Linked DNA regions of Homo sapiens: region 1 is linked to region 2. Evidence: chromatin loops called from intact Hi-C (ENCODE). Cell type or tissue: chondrocyte. All regions are shown on one strand. Each heading gives the region's core, and the rest is flanking DNA. Links, peaks and the distances in the headings are about the cores only.

The links. Hi-C counts contacts between places; a loop is a spot of excess contacts. Peaks named below come from ENCODE experiments on the same cell type or tissue, not always from the same donor. Only the 100,000 strongest peaks of a DNase experiment are listed, where the experiment ranks them.
Region 1: it touches region 2 in a loop (7-fold over the local background); 2 of 110 quality-filtered maps call a loop at or near these places.

What each region holds. Positions count from the first base shown.
Region 1 is chr17:7,821,527-7,829,526 of GRCh38, forward strand. DNAH2 (dynein axonemal heavy chain 2) reads left to right here. Exons shown (of 86, transcript NM_020877.5): 74 at 1,916-2,102; 75 at 2,308-2,456; 76 at 2,595-2,778; 77 at 3,011-3,201. Among named protein-coding and RNA genes, the nearest start is that of KDM6B, 8.7 kb to the right of the region's middle. RefSeq lists silencers at 1,284-1,333, 1,344-1,393. In chondrocyte, for the core only: CTCF peaks have their summits at 1,361 (motif pointing right), 3,936 and 4,161; DNase peaks (open chromatin) are centred at 2,425 and 2,685.
Region 2 is chr17:7,389,579-7,402,500 of GRCh38, forward strand. It overlaps PLSCR3 (phospholipid scramblase 3), which reads right to left and starts at 4,947. Exons shown (of 8, transcript NM_020360.4): 1 at 4,899-4,947; 2 at 4,526-4,689; 3 at 4,023-4,258; 4 at 3,889-3,931; 5 at 3,566-3,786; 6 at 3,213-3,374; 7 at 1,056-1,217; 8 at 149-863. The coding sequence starts at 4,532. The coding sequence ends at 807. TMEM256-PLSCR3 (TMEM256-PLSCR3 readthrough (NMD candidate)) reads right to left here. Exons shown (of 10, transcript NR_037719.1): 3 at 5,330-5,512; 4 at 4,526-4,689; 5 at 4,023-4,258; 6 at 3,889-3,931; 7 at 3,566-3,786; 8 at 3,213-3,374; 9 at 1,056-1,217; 10 at 149-863. TNK1 (tyrosine kinase non receptor 1) reads left to right here. Exons shown (of 13, transcript NM_003985.6): 13 at 1-164. RefSeq lists a silencer at 4,835-5,324. In chondrocyte, for the core only: CTCF peaks have their summits at 4,066 and 5,480; no DNase peak of the experiment used is centred there.

The sequences.
Region 1 (8,000 bases), core at 1-8,000, 430 kb after region 2:
GGGCTGCGGAGGTGACTTGCCATGCACCCCCTTGCACTCAGCGCAGGCTGGGCTTTGTGGCATGTCTCACCTGTGACCCACAAACTGGCCTGATCTTGCCGCTTTTTTACTGCCTTTCAAGGCACTCCTTCCCCAGCCTGAGTTCCATGGTCGCCCTCACAATCTCTCCCTCACAGGCTCCTCAACCCCAGCTTTTCTCCTCTCTCTGTCGCATCTACCGCTCTGGCTAGATCCAGCTCCTCTTCCCCTCTGTCCCTGCGCGGCCAGTGCACTGAGCATGGCCGGAGAAGAACACATCCACACCGACTGGACGCGCTTTAAGTCCATGATCGTGAACCTCAAGGAGGCCCCTAAGGCTTCCAGACAACCATGCTGCACTCTCCCGCCCTCCTAGACATTTTCTTGACTTTTCCCACCTTCACTTCCTGCCTCCCACCCCAAACTCTCAACACAGCAACCAGAGAGGTCCCACTCTGTCACTCACTGTGGCTGGACCGCAGTGGCAGTGATCTTGGCTTACTGCAGCCTCGACCTCCCAGGCTCAAGCCATCCTCGCATCTTAGCCTCTGGAGTAGCTGGGACTACAGGCCTGCGCCACCACGCCCGGCTAATTTTTGTATTTTTTGTAGAGGCGGGGTCCCACCATGTTGCCCAGGCTGGTCTCGAACTCCTGGGCTCAAGTGATCCTCCCACCTCAGCCTCCCAAAGTGCTGGGATTATAGGTGTGAGCCACTGTGCCCGGCCTGAGAGGTCCTTTTAAAGTGGATGCCATTGTGACGGGCTCCCCATGGCTGGCGCCACCTCCCACCACACAGCCCCCACTCCACTCCAGCCACGCAGGCCTCATTGCCCTCCCCAAACCCCCTGGCACGTCTCGCCTCAGGGCCTTTGCGTGGCCATGCCTTCTGCTGGAAGCCTACTCCCCGGCGTGTGCACCTGGCCATCTCTCACCTCCTTCAGACCTCACCTCAATGCGACCTTGATCTTCTTATTTAATACTTCAAACTACCCCTCAACACTCTCAGTCTCCCTTACCCTCCTCAGAGTATCCTATTTTTCCTTGGCACTGCCGTCTTTGCTATACTAGATAATTTACTTATTTGTTATGTTTTTGGTTCATAATCTGCCCATGAATTCACAATCCCATGTTAGAAAATAAAATCCCCAAGGGCAGATATATTTGTCCATTTTGCTCAGTAATGCATCCCAATGATTAAAATGCATAGTTGGCGAACAATAAATATTTGTTAAGAAGAATGAATAAGCAAGTGAGTGAATGAATGAGTAAATAGTTTGTGCTTCTGTGAAGGTGAGGCTACCAACCAGTCATTAGGTTGGAGACATTATTACCAGGCAACCAGCAGAGGGCGCCAGCTTCCTAAATTTGAACTGTGAGGGCTAAGGGCAGGGTCTGAGTCCTAGCCCCCACGTTTATTCCCCAGGATCCCTGTATTCATCTCTTCACTCTCATACAAAAGCCATTTTGGGCTGGGCGCGGTGGCTGACACCTGTAATCCCAGTACTTTGGGAGGCCGAGGAGGATGATCACCTGAGATCAGGAGTTCGAGACCAGCCTGGCCAACATGGTGAAACCCCGTGTCTACTAAAAATACAATAATTAGCCAGGTGTGGTGGCGAGCACCTGTAATCTCAGCTACTCAGGAGGCTGAGGCAGGAGAATCGCTTGAACCTGGGGGTCAGAGGTTGCAGTGAGCCGAGATTGTGCCATTGCACTCTGGCCTAGGTGACAAGAATAAGACTCCATCTCAAAAAAAAAAAAAAAATTCCATTTGGTTTTCCCACCGAGAGAGAGAAAAATACAGAGAGAGAGAGAGAGAGAGAGAGGAGAAAAAGATCACTCTTCTTTTGAAGTATTCCCAAGTCAATCCCTTTCTTCCTCCCCTTCTCCCACCAGGTCTTGGATCGGGAGGGCCAAATGGACAATCCATGTAGTAGCTGGCTTGCAGATGCCTACTGGGATAACATCACAGAGCTAGACAAACTGACCAACTTCCACGGACTCATGAACTCCTTTGAGCAGTACCCTCGTGACTGGCACCTGTGGTATACCAATGCTGCCCCGGAGAAGGCGATGCTGCCAGGTACCAGGCGTCTGTGTCCCACTCTCACTTTTCTCCTTCCCTCCATTCAGCCACATGCCGGCCCTTCCCATTGTCCTCCATCCCCTCTCCCAGCTGGTGCCTGCCTCCTGGCCCGGAGCACATTCCCGGCAGGTGCCCCTTTGTCTGGATTCCCCGCTCTTCCAGACTCACTCCCTCTCCCTGCAATGACTCACCTCATCCCCAGGTGAGTGGGAAAATGCCTGCAATGAAATGCAACGGATGCTGATCGTTCGCTCCCTGCGCCAGGACCGCGTGGCCTTCTGCGTGACCTCCTTCATCATCACCAACCTTGGCTCCCGCTTCATCGAGCCGCCTGTGCTGAATATGAAGTCGGTCGGTGGCTCGGCTTCCTTGTCCCCACGGCCCATGGGTCTTTCCTGCCTCCCTCGCTCTGTTTCAGTCTCCTTCATCTCTCTCTCCCACTTTGGTCATGTGGCCTTCTGCCTGATGCTATACCTGTGCTTCTGGCAGGTGCTGGAGGATTCAACCCCACGATCCCCACTCGTGTTCATCCTGTCCCCTGGTGTGGACCCCACCAGTGCCCTGCTGCAGCTGGCAGAGCACATGGGCATGGCCCAGCGCTTCCACGCCCTGTCCCTGGGCCAGGGCCAGGCCCCCATCGCTGCTCGGCTCCTCCGAGAGGGTGTGACTCAGGGTTGGTGTCCATCCTTTCTTCCACCCCCATCTTCAGCCCAGTCCTTGTCCCTAGAACCTCCAACCTCAATTACACTACTGTCCCTGTACCTCCCACTTCTACAGAGGGCCCCAGAAGTGGCAGATCTTAGTGTTAGGCCCCCCCAGCACCCCCACCCCAACACCAGGTGGAAAGCATGAGGACAGGCAGGGCTTAGGAAATGATTCCCACTGACCCTGGCATCTCCTTGCAGGACACTGGGTGTTCCTGGCAAACTGCCACCTGTCACTGTCTTGGATGCCTAATCTGGACAAGCTGGTGGAGCAGCTGCAGGTGGAGGATCCTCATCCATCCTTCCGCCTCTGGCTCAGCTCCATCCCCCACCCAGACTTCCCTATCTCAATCTTGCAGGTCAGCATCAAGATGACCACAGAGCCACCAAAGGTATGTGGCCATAGAGAACCAGCATCATCAGGGCCATCTGGTCCACCTTACCTCCTGCTAGCACCAGAGAGAGGGCTTAACCAACAACAACATGATTTGATTGTCCTCAAAAAATTCCACCTCATTCCTCTCCTGTTTGTGCCAAACTCCTAGAACACAATAATAAGAGCTAACATTTCTTGAGTGATTATCATGTGCCACGCACTGTTCTAAGTTCTTTACATTTATTAACTCGTTTAATATGGGTGTGTGCACACACACACCCTATAAGGTGAATACTGTTACCCCCATTTTAAAGATAGGAAATGAGATACAGAAAGAGTAAATAAGTATTCCAGAGCCAGAGTTTGGGTAGTTGGGTCCCCAAATTCATTCTTTTATACCTCAGAACCTTCCTGCCTCCCATCATTTCCTTACATCCTCTTCCGAATGTCACACTTCCTGCCTCTTTGCCTTTCCTTTCCTCCGACTCTACTGAAATTTTTATCTCCAATATCACAAGCTCATCACCAAATGCAATCATCACCACCCTCTAAAATCTGCCGTGTCACTGCGCTTCACCCACTCACCCCTGCTTAAACTATTTTAGTAGCTTTTCATTGCGCTTAGTTGAGATCAAAATCCTTTTTGCTCACCCTGTGAAAAGCACATGGACCAGTATGTATCATCCTCAACAGATAAGAGCTGTTTGAATCACGCATGGGTGCCTTTCATCATTATTAATCCTCCTTGGCCACTTGGGGCAGCTGTCACAGTCGACTGTCCCTTTCCCTGGCTCCCTGACACATCACTCCTGCTTTCCCCGCTGTCTTTTGACATATCATTTATTACTTCGGTGTTTCTTTTTCCTCTGCCTGTGACCAGATTGCAATACTTACTCCTTAACCTAAGGACTAAGAGGGGAGGGCCAAAGAGGGGAGGGACCCTTGGTCCTGGCCCAGCGTTTCTCATTCTACTTTCTCCTTTCACAAGTTGTTGGAGAAATTGTCCTTTTCATGATTTCAACTCTAATCCCATCTCTGGCATCAGCCCCAAAGTCAGTGCCAGCTCTGAATTGCCATCAGATTACAAAGCACTTCTTGGCACACCAGCACCATAATAGCAACTCGTTTCACACTTTTTTGTCCCAACCCCCAAGACTCAGAATGTGATTACGTTTAGAGGCAGGATATTTTTTTAGAAAGCGTCTTGGCCAGGCATGGTGGCTCAGGCCGGGTGTGATGGCTCACACCTGTAATCCTAGCATTTGGGGAGGCTGAAGCAGGTGGATCACCTGAGCTCAGGAAGGTTAGATATGGAGTTCAGGTATGATAACCCTGGCTAGAGGTGGAGGTTGCAGGGAGCTGAGATTGCGCTGTTACACTGCAGCCTGGGCTCCGCCTCCCAGGTTCAAGCAGTTCTCCTACCTCAGCCACCTGAGTAGCTGGGACTACAGGTGTGCGCCACTACGCCCTACTAATTTTTGCATTTTTAGTAGAGACAGGGTTTCACCATGGTGGCCAGGCTGGTCTCGAACTCCTGACCTCAGGTGATCCACCCACCTTGGCTTCCCAAAGTGCTGGGATTACAGGGATTACAGGTGTGAGCCACCGTGCCCAGCCTGAGTTTTACTTCAAATAAGAAAGTCCCTGTATTCACAGCCCCCAGTTGCCAGTTTGGGATATAGTCCTGGAGTATATTCCTGGGTCACTTCCTGCTATCCAGTCTTTTAAAAAAGCTAGATATTAAGTAGGTACAAAAGAAGATTTATAAAATATATGCAAGTTATAAAGGATCATGATTCCTTGAATATCTGTGTGCCCATCATCTTTTTTTTTTTTTTTTTTTTTTGAGATGGAGCCTCACTCTGTCGCCCAGGCTGGAGCGCAGTGGCGCCATCTCGGCTCACTGAAACATCCGCCTCCCAGATTCAAGCGATTCTCCTGCCTCAGCCTCCGAGTAGCTGGGATTACAGGTGCCCGCCACCACACCTGGCTAATTTTTGTATTTTTAGTAGAGATGGAGTTTCACCATGTTGGCCAGGCTGGTCTTGAACTCCTGACCTCAGGCAATCTGCCTACTCTCGGCCTCCCAAAGTGCTGGGATTACAGGCATGAGTCACCGCACCCGGCCCATCATCCTTTTAAGAAAGAAAAATCCCAGCATTTTCTTTGAAGTCCCAGTGTGCCTCTTCCCAATCTCATCACTTTCCCTCCCCACTCAGAGGAAACCACTCTTCTGAATCTTGTATTTGTCATTTTCTTTATAATGTTTTTCTTTTCCTCTGGAGTTAGGGATTCTTTTTCATTGTAATGCAAAAGTTTGTATTGCTAATGCAACCATTGCTATATATGTTTCTCTGCAACTTGCTTTTTTCATTCAACATTATGTGCTTGACATTCATTCATGATGTTCTTCGCGTTTTGTAGTTCTTCATATATTCCAGATCCTAATCCTTTGTCAGTTATGTGTTTTGTGGTTTGTCTCTTCTCTTTTATGCTGTTTTTTGGTGAAGAGAAATTCTTAATTTTTATGAGGTTGAATTTAGCTATCTTTCCTTTTTTAAATGGTTTGTGCTCCTTTGTCTTGTTCAAGAAATCCTTGCTTAAAGATTGTAAAAGTACTCTCCTATACTTGCCTTCCAAAAAATTTATAATTTGACTTTCACATTTAAGTTTTTAATCACTTGGAATTCATTTTTGTGACTGTGGTATGAGGTAGAGGTCCAATTTTCTTTGGTTTTGTTTTGCTTTTTTTGAGACAGAGTCTTGCTCTGTCACCCAGGCTAGAGTGCAGTGGCGTGATCTCGGCTCACTGCAACCTCTGCCTCCCAGGTTCAAGCGATTCTCCTGCCTCAGTCTCCTGAGTAGCTGAGATTACAGGCACCTGCCACCCTACCCAGCTAATTTTGTTATTTTTTGTAGAGACGGGGTTTCACCATGTTGACCAGGCTGGTCTCGAACTTCTGACCTCAGGTGATCCACCCGCCTCAGCCTTCCAAACTGTTGGGATTACACGCATCAGCCACTGCGCCCAGCCAATTTTTTTTTTCTACATGGATAACCAATTCTCCCAGTACCACTTCTCAAATACTGCGAAAGTACTTTTCTGATCTGTAGTGCCTGCTCAGCCTTCAATCATGTTTCCATATATGTATGGGTTTCAGGGTCCTTTATTCTGTTCATTGGTCAAATTGTTTTATCCTGGAATCAATACTTTAGTCTTTGTTTGTTTGTTTGTTTGTTTGGGATGGAGTCTCACTCTGTGGCCCAGACTGGAGTGCACTGGCACCATCTTGGCTCACTGCAACCTCTGCCTCCCAGGCTCTAGCAATCTTTCCACCTGCACCTCACAGGTGTGTGCCACCACTCTGGCTAATTTTTGTGTTTTTTTGTAGAGACTGGATTTCACCATGTTGGCCAGGCTGGTCTTGGACTCCTGGACTTAAGCTGTCCTCCCACTTCAGCCTCCCAAACTGCTGGGATTACAGGTGTAACCCACAGTGCCATGCTGATATACTTTAGTCTTAATTACCATATAGCTTTATAATAATTCTTGATGGCTGGTAAGGCACATCTTCTTACCTTATTCTTCTTCAGGCTATTCTTGACCTTTTATTCTTCAATATAAATTTTAGAATTTGTTTGTTCTATTAAAAAAATTCTATTCATCAGTTTGGGGAAAATTCACATCCTTAGAACAATGAAACTCCTAATCTTTAAGTATATTTCTCCATTTATTCATTTTTTCCTCTTTTTTTAGACAGAGAGGGTCTTGCTCTATAGCCCAGGTGGAGTGCAGTGGTACAATCATAGCACAATGGGATTGCGGGTGGCATGAGCCACTGTTCCCAGCCTCCATTTATTATTTATTTTAATAAAATTCTGTAATGTTCTTTTTTTATTTTTTATTTTTTAAATAGAGACAGAGTCTTGTTACGTTGCCTGGGTTGGTCTCAAACTCCTAGGCTCAAGTGATCCTCCCATCTTGGCCTCCCAAAGTGCTGAGATTACAGGTGTGAGCCACTATGCCTGGCCTAAAATTCTGTAATTTTCTCCGTAAATAATCATACATTTTAATTGGATTTATTTCTTGGTACTTGACATATCTTGATGTCATAAGTGGCATTTTTTAAAAAGTCATGTTATTTTTGTTACTGCTATCCAGTATTCCTCAAGTTTCTCACTATTCCATTCTGTCAGTCATAGATAAGTCTTTTTAAAACGCTGTTTGAACAGATTGCTGTCCTACTCAAGATAGAGACTGGCTCCATGATGCCCGGTGAATCAAGTCCAAATGGCTCAAACATCCATTATTATTATTATTTTTTTTTTTTTGAGACAGAGTCTTGCTCTGTCACCCAGGCTAGAGTGCAGTGGCGCTCTGCAACCTCCTCCTCCTGGGTTCAAGCGATTCTTCTGCCTCAGCCTCCCGAGTAGCTGGGACTACAGGTGCGTGTCACCACGCCTGGCTAATTTTTGTATTTTTAGTAGAGAGGGGTTTCACCATATTGGCCAGGCTGGTCTCAAACTCCTGACCTCCTGATCTGCCCACCTCGGCCTCCCAAAGTGCTGGGATTACAGGCGTGAGCCAGCGCGCCTGGCCACACATCCATTACTCTTATTGCATCTCCATCTATCCACGGCCCTCCTCTTCCCACCTGAGCACTTGCACTTGACTTCAGCCAGGCTCACCCTGTCACTTTATTCTGTCCTCGGTGCCTTTATTCAATTCCTTGCATCTCCAGGAAAGTAAGACTCTCCTCTCAAGCCTAGTCATATCCTTCCCATTTGGAAGGCTTAGTTCAAATCCCAGCTTGC
Region 2 (12,922 bases), core at 842-8,841:
GATGACGATTGCTCTCTTGCACTCAAGGACATTTGATGCTGGTAGTATGGATTATGAGATGGACTAGCCCCTGCCCCAGCCCAGCTCTCACATTCCCCTTTGTTTTTTCCCATACCAACTGCTTCTACCCTCCCCTATTACATACATCTTTCAATGTCCAAAAAGTTACAAAGTTTATATGAATGTAACATATAAAGATGCAGCCTTTTTCCTAGGGCAAGGGAAGGAAGGGCAGTTACATAAGGCACAGGAATCGCAGCAAGCACCAGCTGAAGGCAGGGCCCTAGTGGGAGAGGAAGTTGGCACTGGGGTCCCCCTGCAGCTGTTGATGGGGAGGTAGAGACCCCCTCAAAGTGCCATGGTCTGAGGCTGAACTAATTGGCCAAGCAGATGCTAGGCAGCGGCGGGGGGGCGGTGGCTATATCCACCGTCTTTGGTGCAGCTTGCCCTTCCACACCCCAGCCCTCTTGTAAAACCCCAGAGTCCTGGGTTCCAGAGGCCTCCTTTGGAGCAGAGGCCCTGGAAGGGGGTGGGAGAGAGTGCATGGGGAAAGTGTGAAAGCTGATATGCCTGTGTGCCGAGGGACTGCTGGGACAGTGGTGGGAGGTAGCAGGAGAGCGGCTCTCATACATACCCCTCCTTGGGAACCACAGGGGCAGGCGGCCAGGGAGTAGGGTAGGGATGGGGCCCCCCTTCTGTCCCCTGCAGTGTACATGGAGGAAAGGGGCTGCCCAGAGGAGGGGCCAGGGCAGGTGACCATCTGGAGTTCTGGTCGAGGTGATGGTCTCCTCACACCATGGTGGCCTCTAACTGGTGACGGCAGAGGGCCCAGCGCCTCCTCGCTTCTCAAAGAACATGTAGTCCTAAGAGGAGGCCACTGTCAATGGGAGATCCGGCTGGGCCAGCCCAGCTTGGCTGTCACAGGCCAGCTCTAGAACCTCAACCCCCACAACACCTATTCCTGACTTTCCCCTAGCAAGAGGCCAGGAAATGCATAAAGCTTCAAATGACAGCAAAGGACAGGCAGGAGGTGGGGGCAGGGGCAGCCAACTCACAATGAGGAATGTGGCTCCCAGCAGCACAGCCTTCACCCTCACATCCAGGTCCAGCGGGAACTGTAGGCCAAAGTCATCTGCATCTGTGAGGGCTTCTCGGACCAGGCCCCCCCACTGCTTGCTGATGCGGCCCACACTGCGGGATTCATCCCGAGTCTTCACCTGTCATCAGGGAGGGAGAAAGGACCCAGCTGAGGAGGAGGCAGCCAGTCTCACCTGCTCCAGTCTCATTCCCACAGTCGCACGTATGAATTTGCAGGGTCTCCACTCAGTGAATCTTCCCCTCTAATGGTCACCGAGTGATCGCTTTCCTAACTGGTTCCCATCACAGAGTATGACAGCTGGGGAAACTGAGGCACTCTAGATCACGCTGAGTCTATACCCAAAATTAGGATTCAGACTCAGATCTGCTGCTATCGAAAGGCGACGCATGACATAACTGAACATCAGTGGTGGGAGAAATGGAAGCATGACAATCCAACCCCCTTAGGGTATGGCTGTTTGCTAGGTTTGCTCTGGTTCCCAATGCCCCTGCCACCCACAATTGGCACAGCTTGTGCCCTACACAAAGTAACCTGGCCAAAAGGGCAAGGAAAGCTACTGGAATTCTGGCTGTACTTCACCAGTCAAGAAGGCTCCTAGAAGGCTATGTCTACCCCGAAGAGTACCTTTTCTCTAATCTGCAAAGTAGGGGAGGGCCTTGCCCAGCACTGCATGAGAGCCTCATCTAGAGAGGGATACATGCCTATCTACTGTGGAGAGAGGCAGCAGTAAGTAGCCTTTGAGGACCACAATTTCCACTGGCTTCTCTGAGCCACACAGCAACAGGCTCTGCTGATGTGGGTAGTTACTCCCCGTGACTTCCTGGTCCTTTTCCTGTGCTCGTTCTCCAGTGATTAGAACTGCAGTGATTTCCTTTTGTGCCATTCCCATCCCCTTCCTGCACTGTCCTACAGCTCTGGGGCACTTCCTGCCATGGTCCTAAGGGTACAGCCCCAAGTATGGACCATTTATAATTATGCAAAAGGGACACTGGCCCTATGAGAACCCCACAGCCTATACATTCCCATCTGGAGATCACGCAGTTATTATATCTTATTCCCAATTGGTTCTCATCATGGAATCTCCCTCTGGCTACCAAGGTGACTCATTTTTGCAAAGTAACCTTAGGTAGGGTACCTCATTAGAAGCGTTGGAAAGTCTACTGGATTATACCTGTTGTTTCTCCCTTATCTGCACAAGCAATTATCCCTTAAAGAACTCAAGGGTCGGTCAGGTGCGGTGGCTCACGCCTGTAATCCCAGCACTTTGGGAGGCTGAGGTGGGCGGATCACCTGAGGTCAGGAGTTCGAGACCAGCCTGACCAACATGGAGAAACCTCGTCTCTACTAAAAATATAAAATTAGCCAGGCATGGCGGCGCATGCCTGTAATCCTAGCTACTCGGGAGGTTTAGGCAGGAGAATTGCTTGAACCCGGGAGGCAAAGACTGCAGTGAGCTGAGATCATGCCATAGCACTCCCACCTGGGCAACAAGAGCAAGACTCTGTCTCAAAACAAACAAACAAAAAACAAACAAAAAAAGAACTCAAGGGTCTGTGGAGTGCCTTTGTCTTCTAGAAACCAAGGTGCTTCCCAGGCCTCACCTCACTCTGAAATTCTTGCCACTTGGGATCTCTAGCTTCCAGACTGGTGACAGGAATGCACAGTGAGAAGGATATACTGGATTTCGGAATGGCAGGGGCATTTGGATTCTATTTTAGCAGGGCAGGCCACAGGATGTTAACATGTTAAAATCGTGCTTGCTCCAGGGCCTGGGCTCACACACTCATACACAGCAGCCACATGGGCCCGGCCCACACAGACTTAATCGTCCTTCACCCCAAATCCAGGCTGGCCTTAGATTTTTTTTCTGCCCATCTCAGGGCCACTTGTAATAATCAGCATTGCTCCTTAAGATGAAATCCTCGTTGTTATGCTTTTATAAGAGCACAGGGCCATCCTATTTCCAAATGGAGGAATGCTACAAATGCGGTCGGAGTCACAGTGGATTTGGATTGATGAGCTCAGGGTCTTGACCTTAATGTTAACTATCCTGCCTCATGGAAGCATCATCTTGGTTTACGAAGGTCCCAAGAGCCTCTAGTATTCCTGATACCTCAAAGTTGGTGTCTGTGCCACAGCCACAGGTCCAGCAGGGCCCCACCACTCGCAAGACTGTCTGGCGATCGGCATCCTGGATGGAGAACTTGGGGAGGAAGGGATGCCAGGTCTGTAGCACGTGGCCAATGGTGGTGCCTGGTGGAGCCTGTACTTCCATCTGGGAGTGGGAAGCAGACAGGGTCACTGCGGAGGCAGGGGTCCCAGCTCTATCATCTGTCTATTTGGCCCTCACTAAACCTCCCATCCCCACCTGCCCACTCCCACCTGATCCAGGCCTCATCTCAGGTGGACCTCATCATTGTCCCGCCCCACCAAGGCCCGCCCTCCCGGCCCCCTCCCTCCGCCCACCTCCTGGAGGCCACAGGGGCAGCAGCTGCAGCCACAGTGCAGCGGGCGGAGCAAACGCAGCACCTCACGGTCCCCGGGGTCGGCCAGGCGGACACGCAGCGGCCGGCGGGCGCCACAGCACAGACGGGCGCAGCAGTTGCTCTCCTCGGCCGCCTGACCCAGGGGCTGCCCGGCCCCAGAGCGCAGTTCATACCGATTACAGGTCTCCCAGCCTAGGAACGCTGCCCGAGGTGACACGGGGAGACTCGTAGAGCCTCGCGCGCCCAGGAGCCCACCATCCGGGCCACCATCATGAGGTCCAACCTCCCACTCCTTCTACTTACTTTCCACTCGCTCAGCCTTCTGGTGAATCAAAATCTGATCAATCTGGAAAGAGAGGGGCGGCGCGCACATCAGCTGGCCCATCTGGACGCCCAAGTCCCCTCCCAGTCATCCTCCCTCCCTCCTTCCCACTCACCTGCACCAGGAATTCGAGGCCAGAAGGCACCCCTGGCAGTGGCAAGAAGGGGGCAGCAGACCCCAAGGCCACGGGGCCAGGCGAGGGGAAGAGGGCGAAGCCGGGAGCTGGGGCAGGTACCTGGGCGGGCACTGGCGCCTGCCCGGGCCCAGGATGTAGCGCCGGCTCCGGGTACCCAGGGGTGACAGGGTAGGGAGGTGGGGGCGAAGGGGCGTAGCCTTTGGGGGGCAAGTAGCCTGTAAAGCGGTGGGAGCAGGATAGATTAGAAAGGGACTCAAGGCCTCATCCCCTTATTCCTCAGCCCATGGGCCGCGAGGCTTCGGGGGAAACGTGGTGGCAAGAGGCAGAGAAAGATGGGGCAGGGGAGCAGGGTGGAGGTTCCCCGGAAGGAAGGGAGGGGCCCCACCCAGCCAGTCCGAGCACATTCCGGGAGGATGTGTTCAAACCCGGCTCCCAAGTCCGTGGGGGGGATAACGGAGACCCCCAGACTTGCGCGCACTTACCTGCCATGGGAGAAGGGCTGGGGTTTTCGAGATGATGGTGTCTGGGTGGCTTAGTTCTGGAAGCGGAGGCAAACTCGGAGATAGCCAGACAGACACAGAGACAGACACAAAGACGGAGAGGCAGCTGCGCCCGGCGCCGGCCCAGGGTCTCTTGGGCGGCGCCTCTGACTCGGGGAGAAACCCAAGTGTCAGTGGGCGGGACCGGGTACCTGGGACCCTGGATTCCCTCGGGGGCCCCAGAACCGCCCCCTCCCTTTGTTCTCCCATCCTGCGGAGGAGGCTGTGGGCCGACGGCAGGACAGATGGACCCGCGGTCAGACCGACAGCCCCACCCCAAGGGCGGTCTCCCTGACCCCTCTGTGCCCCCGCTCACCTGGAGCCCCCAGAAGAGCCCGGGTGCCTAGCACTCGGCAGCTCACAGGAGCTGGCGGAGGCGGAGGCGGGCCCGAGCTCGGACCCCGGCCCCGCCCCCCGACCCGCCGAGCCCGCCCCCTCCTGGGCGGTGCGTTTGCGCCGGGAGGAAGGCAGCCGTCCGCTGCCCCGGGAAGCCGATCGTGGGCTTTGCTCCTCGGCGTCGCCGACGTTCCCGCCCCTTCCGCTCGGACTGCAGATGCCCAGAGAGTAGGAGCGCCTGGAGAAGGCGGCGGCTGGTCCCGGGCCCCGCGAACGCCGCCAGGCCGGCGGCGTGCGTGCTCAGCGCCCTGGGTGGGAGGCGAGGGCGGCCCGGGCCGCGCTGGCCCCTGGGCTCCTCCTCCCAAGGGCAGTCGGGCCTCGCTGACGCAGCGGAACACCCTTCACACTCACTCATTGGCTTCCAGGACTGGCTCCTGGCTCGCCTTCTGCCTCCCAGGGGCGACCTCGCCGTCTTCTCTCCCTGGCACAGCGGTGACCCACACGGGCACCTCGCAGCGACAGCAGTTTCTGCAGGTGCCCCAGCCACGCGGGTGACAGGCCGCCAAACGGTGTCAGTGAGCGTGCTCAGGCCGCCTAGAGGGCCAGAGGAGGAAGCGCGGTCAGAAAAGACCCCCGAGATGAGTGTCTTCGACTGGATCCTGAGCCAGGACCAGTCCTGCCTTGGGGGCCACTGGCTGAGTGGCGCAAGAGATGAGTTTAGAAACGGAGTGCAGTCCACATACAGGGCGGGTTGTGTGGAAGCTGCGATTTGGCCCCACGAGCAGCGAGGAGTCCACCGAGACATTTTTAGAACAAAGAAGGTCAAATGTGTGTTTTAGAAAGATCGTGGCGGGGCGCGGTGGCTCACGCCTGTAATTCCAGCACTTTGGGAGGCCGAGGTGGGCGGATCACCTGAGGTCAGGAGTTTGAGACCAGCCTGGCCAACATGGCAAAAACCCATCTCTACTAAAAATACAAAAATTAGCCGGGTGTGGTGGCGGGCGCCTGTAGTCCCAGCTATGCAGGAGGCTGAGGTAGGAGAAACTCTTGAACCCGGGAGGCAGAGGTTGCAGTGAGCCGAGATTACGCCATTGCACTCCAGCCTGGGCAACAGAGCGAGACTCCATCTCAAAATAAATAAATAAATAAATAAATATTTATTTAGACATCACCAATAAGGCGAAGGCATCACCAATAAGGCGATAGTTAGGCCGGGCACGGTGGCTCACGCCTGTAATCCCAGCACTTTGGGAGGCCGAGGCAGGCGAATCATGAGGTCAGGAGATGGAGACCATCCTGGCCAATATGGTGAAACCCCGTCTCTACTAAAATACAAAAAAATTAGCCAGGTGTGGTGGCGGGCGCTTGTAGTCCCAGCTACTCGGGAGGCTGAGGCAGGGGAATCGCTTGAACCTGGGAGGCAGAGGTTGTAGTGAGCTGAGATCTTGCCACTGCACTCCAGCCTGGCGACAAAGCAAGACTCCGTCTCAAAAAAAAAAAAGAAAGAAAAGAAAGAAAGAAAGAAAGAAGATGATAGTTGACCCAGAACCTAAAGGAGATGAGGGACTGAGCTGTGCAGATTACTGGGTAAGTGTTTCAGGCAGAGGGAACAGCAAGGGCATAGGTCCTGAGGCAGAAGACCAGTGAGACTGGAATGGAGTTAATGAGGGGAAGGTCAGAGGGGTCACAAGAAGCCAGGTCACGCATGGCCTTTTAGTCCACTGAATTATACCCTGAGATGGGAAATGTTGGAGGGTCTGGACAGAGAAGAGACGTGAGACGTACTGCAGTGGTTCTCCATGTGGAGGTTCCCCCTGTGCCCTAGATGCCACCTGAGGTGAAGGATGGAAATGCAGTGAGAGCACTGGACTGGGAGGAAGGAGCCTACAGACCCAGCCTTGGCTCTGCCACTGGACCTTTGGGTCACTCTGGTTTTTCTGTTTTTTTGAGAGTCTCACTCTGCCACCCAGGCTGGAGTGCAGTGGCGCTATCTTGGCTCACTGCAACCTCCACCTCCCAGGCTCAAGCAATTCTTCTGCCTCAGCCTCCCAAGCAGCCAGGACTACAGCCACCACACCCGGCTAATTTTTGTATTTTTAGTAGAGACAGGGTTTCTGCATGTTGGCCAGGCCGGTCTGGAACTCTTGGCCTCAAGTGATCCTTACACCTTGGCCTCCCAAAGTGTTGGGATTACAGGCATGAGCTACTGCACCCAGCCCCTTTGGGCCACTCTGGAGGTCCCCTCTAAGGGTTTGTTTGTTTGTTTGTTTGTTTGTTTATTGAGACAGGGTCTTGCTCTGTTGCCCAGGCTGGAATACAGTGGCATGATCTCCACTCATTACAACTTCTGTTTCCCAGGATCAAGGCATCCTCCCACCTCAGCCTCCCGAGTACCTGGGACTACAGGCATGGGCCACCATGTCCAGCTAATTTTTGTATTTTTTGTAGAGATGGGGTTTTGCCATGTTGCCCAGGCTGGTCTTCAACTCCTGGGCTCCAACAGTACACCTGCCTCAGCCTCCGAAAGTGCTGAGATTACAGGTGTGGGCCATCACACCCAGCATATTTATTTATTTATTTATGAGACTGAGGTCTTGCTCCGTCACCCAGGAGGGAGTGCAGTGGCACCATCAGAGATCACTGCAGCCTCAAACTCCTAGGTTCGGCCGGGCACAGTGGCTCACATCTCTAATTCCAGTACTTCACATCTCTAATCCCACTCTGCCCAGGCAGGCAGAGCACTGAAGATCAGGAGTTTGAGACCAGCCCGGCCAACACAGTGAAACCCCGTCTCCACTAAAAATACAAAAAAATTGCCCAGGCGTGGTTGGCACATGCCTGTAATCCCAGCTACTCAGGAGGCTGAGGCATGAGAATCGCTTGAACCCGGGAGGCAGAGGCTGCAGCAAGCTGAGATTGCACCACTGCATTCCAGCCTGGGCAACAGAGCGAGACTACATCTCAAACAAAAACAAAACAAAATTCTTAGGCTCAAGCTATCCTCATGCCTGGGGATCCTCAAGCTGGGACTACAGGCACATACTACCACATTATTATTATTTTATTATTATTATTATTATTTTTGAGATGGAGTTTTGCTCTCGTTGCCCAGGCTGGAGTGCAATGGCCTCCCAGGTTTAAGCGATTCTCCTGCCTCAGCCTCCTGAGTAGCTGGGATTACAGGTGCCTGCCACCACACCTAGATAATTTTTGTATTTTTAGTAGAGACAGCGTTTCACCACTTTGGCCAGGCTGTTCTTGAACTCCTGACCTCAGGTCATCCACCTGCCTCGGCCTCCCAAAGTGCTGGGATATTTTTATTTTTTTAGAGACAGCATCTCACTATGTTGCCCAGGCTGCTCTTGAACGCCTGAGCTCTAGCTATTCTCCCACTGTAGCCTCCCAAGTAACTGGGTAGGGGGCTGAAGCAGGAGGATTGCTTGAGCCTAGCAGTTCGAGACTAGCCTAGGCAGCCGACATGGTGAGACCCCATCTCATCTCTTTCTTGAACCTCCTGGGTTCAAGCAATTCTCCTGCCTCAGCCTCCCGAGTAGCTGGGACTACAGGTGCGCACCACCATACCCTGATAATTTTTGTATTTTTAGTAGAGATTGGGTTTCACCATGCCGGACAGGCTGGTCTCGAACTCCTGAACTTGTGATCTGCCCGCCTCGGCCTCCCAAAGTGTTGGGATTACAGGCATGAGCCACCGCACCCGGCAAGACCCCATCTCTACAAAAAAGTAATAATTAGCTAGTCGTGGTAGCTTACACCTGTAGTCCCAGCTACTCGGGAGGCCGAGGTGAGAGAATTGCTTGACCCTGGGAGATGGAGACTGCAGCGAGTCCTTATGGCACCACTGCATTACAGCTGGGTGACAAAGCGAGACCCTGTCTCAAACAAAACGAAAAAGCACAGAGAGGCGGTGGAACAGCTGGAGGGTGGAGGGTGTGCCCCTTCAGATGTGGAAGGCCTCACCAAGGTGATCCTATTGAAGCTAAACTAAGCTTGCACAAAGTGTAGAAGTGTATTCTAGGCACAAAGAATAACTGCAAAACAGGCTGAAAAGAGCAGCTCAAAATCTTGAGGCAGAAGAAAATGTGGTGGGTTGGCAATGTGGATGCCATGTAGTGACAAAGAATCACAAAGCCCGGATGGCCAGTGCAGGCCTTGGAGACAGTGGTATGGCACTTGGAATCTATTTGCAGTGCAGTAGTAAGTAAGTCATTGAAAAGTTTAAGTCACTCTTTTTTTTTTTTTTGAGATGGGGTCTTGCTGTGTTGCCCAGGCTGGAGTATAGTGGCTATTCACAGGCTTGATCTTAGCACACTAGTCTCAAACTCCTAACCTCAAGCAATCCTTCTGCCTCAGCCTCCTGAGTAGGTGAGACTATAGGCACACACCACCGCACCCAGCTATCATCATTTTTAATTTCTATTTTTGTGTATGCTTTATATAGTACAATCTGTATAATATATTGAAGGCATACTTAATTTTTCTGAAGGTATGCATTTTTTTCTTTTTTGAGACAGGTCTTGCTCTGTTGCCCAGGCTGGAGAGCAGTGACACGATCTTGGCTCACTGCAACCTCCGCCTCCTGGGTTCAAGCGATCCTCGTGCCTCAGACACCCAAGTAGTTGGGATTACAAGCACCATGCACCACCACGCCAGCTAATTTGTGTATTTTTAGTAGAGACGGCATTTCACCATGTTGGCCAGGCTCGTCTCGAACTCCTGGACTCATGTTATCCACCTGCCTCAGCCTCCCAGGATTACAGGTGCTGGGACTACAGGCGTGAGCTGCTGCGACTGGCCTGAAGGTATGCTTTTTTTTTTTTTTTTTTTTTTTTTTTTTGAGACAGAGTCTTACTCTGTCGCCTGGGCTGGAGTGGTGCAATGACATGATCTTGGCTCACTGCAACCTCCGCCTCCTGGGTTCAAGCGATTCTCCTGCCTCAGCCTCCCGAGTAGCTGGGATTACAGGCACCCACCACTACGCCCAGCTAATTTTTTAAATTTTTAGTAGAGACAGGGTTTCACCATGTTGCCCAGCCTGGTCTCAAACTCCTGACCTCTTGATTTGCATGCCTCAGCCTCCCAAAGTGCTGGGATTACAGGTGTGAGCCACTGTGCCCTGCCGGTATGCATTTTTAAAAGTGTGCAGATTTTTTCTCTAATGAGAAGATTTTAGGTAATTTCATCTCATTCCGTATCTCTAGTTACAATCTGCATGCTTTTAATTGCAGAATTTCTATCACCAACACTAGTCTCTACTGAGCTCCCGACTCCTGTAACAGCAGCTTTCCAGGCTTCCCTGAAGCAAGAGAGTGTGTTAGAGACCTGAAGGAATTCCTAGGGGCTGGCCTGAGGATTGTGAGAAGGATGACAGGGCCAAATGGTGGAGGGCCTTGTGCGGAGATGTTGTACTGTCTTCTGAGGGCAAAGGGGAGCCAATGAAGCATGTATATCCAGGGAGATGGCATAATTTGAGGTACACTCGTAGATCACAATATTTCTTCATTTTAAAGATGAGTCAGAGGCCAGGCACAGTGGCTCATGTCTGTAATCCCAGCACTTTGGGAGGCCGAGGCGGGCGGATCACCTGAGGTCGCGAGTTTGAGATTAGCCTGACCAGCATGAAGAAACCCTGTCTCTACTAAAAATACAAAATTTGCCGGGCATGGTGGCGCATGCCTGTAATTCCAGCTACTTGGGAGGCTGATTCAGGAAAATTGCTCGAACCCAGGAGGCGGACATTGTAGTGAGCCGAGATCGCACCATTGCACTCCAGCCTGGGCAACCAGCGAAACTCTGACTCAAAAAAAAAAAAAAAAAAAAAAAAGATGAGTCAGGAACCAGACATGTGTTCCTCCAAACTCAGCCTCCCGAGTAGCTGGGCCTGCAGGCTACAGGCACAAGCCACTACACCTGGCTATTTTTTTTTTTTTTTTTTTTTGAGACGGAGTCTGGCTCTGTCGCCCAGGCTGGAGTGCAGTGGCGCCATCGCGGCTCACTGCAAGCTCCGCCTCCCGGGTTCACGCCATTCTCCTGCCTCAGCCTCCCGAGTAGCTGGGACCACAGGTTCCCACCACCATGCCCGGCTAATTTTTTTGTATTTTTAGTAGAGACAGGGGTTTCACTGTGTTAGCCAGGATGGTCTCGATCTCCTGACCTCGTGATCCACCCGCCTCAGCCTCCCAAAGTGCTGGGATTACAGGCATGAGCCACCGCACCTGGCCATGGCTATTTATTTTTATTTTTATTTTTATTTATTCATTTATTTATTTTTTGAGACGGAGTCTCGCTCTGTCGCCCAGGCTGGAGTGCAGTGGCACTATCTCGGCTCACTGCAAGCTCCGCCTCCTGGGTTCATGCCATTCTCCTGCCTCAGCCTCATGCCATTCTCCTGCCTCAGCCTCCCGAGTAGCTGGGACTACAGGCGCCCGGCACCACGCCCAGCTAATTTTTTTTTGTATTTTCAGGAGAGACGGGGTTTCACCGTGTTAGCCAGGATAGTGTCGATCTCCTGACCTTGTGATCCGCCCACCTCGGCCTCCCAAAGTGCTAGGATTACAGGCGTGAGCCACCACGCCTCGCTATTTTTTTATTTTTGTAAAGACAGGGGTCTCCCTGTGTTATCCAGGCTGGTCTCGAACTCCTGGGCTCGAGCAATGTTCCCACGTCCGCCTTCCAAAATGTTGGGATCACAGGCTTGAGCCATCGCACAGGGTCCTCTCTGTTCCTTTCCTTTCAGCATGCAGCACAATTTGTAATGATACATGTTTTGCAAATTTTATAAATGTTTAGTTATTTCAGGTCCATTTCCACTACTAGATGGGAAACTCCTTGAGGGAGGGGATATCTGTCTCCCTCAGGGTTGATCTTCCTTGTAACGTGTCTGACGCATGATCAACACTGGTTTAATAAATACTGTGCCTGCCAGGAGCAGTGGCTCACACCTGTAATGCCAGCACTTTGGAAGGCTGAGGCAGGTGGATCACTTGAGGTCGGGAGTTTGAGACCAGCCTGGCCAACATGGCAAAACCCCGTCTCTACTAAAAATACAAAAATTAGCCGGGCGCGGTTGCGGGCGCCTGTAATCCCAGCTACTCGGGAGGCTGAGGCAGGAGAATCACTTGAACCCGGGAGGCGGAGGTTGCAGTGAGCTGAGATCGTGCCACTGCACTCCTGCCTGGGTAACAGGGCAAGACTGCGTCACAATAAATAAATACTGTCCCCACTAAATATCTTCCAGTTCTCTACATGCTGTGACTGCCACTCCAGCCTGTCCTGCCACCTTTTCTCACTCCTTTCCTACCTAACTCAAACTCAGCCCACATTGAAGACTCCTGCTTCTCCAAACCCCTCCCCTCTCCATCTTGTTCTTTGTTCATTGTTTCTTCCATACAATAGAGCTCCTTTAAGGATCATCTCAAGCATTGTGACACATTTTCTGATCCCCAATACATGATCTGTCCCTGCTTTGAACCCCAAAGTATTTTGTAACTAATGACACTCCTATCCTGCCTTGCCTTAATCCTCACTTCTAGAGTAAGTGGGTGCTGATAACAACAGGGCTGAAAACCATGACCCTATAGTAATTTTTTAAAATCCCAGTACTTTGGGAGGCTGAGGCGGGTGAATTGCTTGAGGTCAGGAGTTCAAGACCAGCTTCGCCAATATGGTGAAACCCCATCTCTACTAAAAATACAAAAATTAGCCAGGCATGGTGGCATGCACCTATAATCTCAGCTACTTGGGAGGCTGAGGCAGGAGAATCACTTGAACTCAGGAGGTGGAGGTTGCAGTGAACCAAAATCGCACCACTGCACTCCAGCCTGGGCAACAGAGTGAAACTCTGTCTCAAAAAAATAAAAATAAAAATAAAAACAGGCCGGGCGTGGTGGCTCATACCTGTAATCACAGCACTTTGGGAGGCCAAGGCAGGCGGATCACCTGAGGTCGGGAGTTCAAAACCAGCCTTGCCAACATGGCACAACCCCG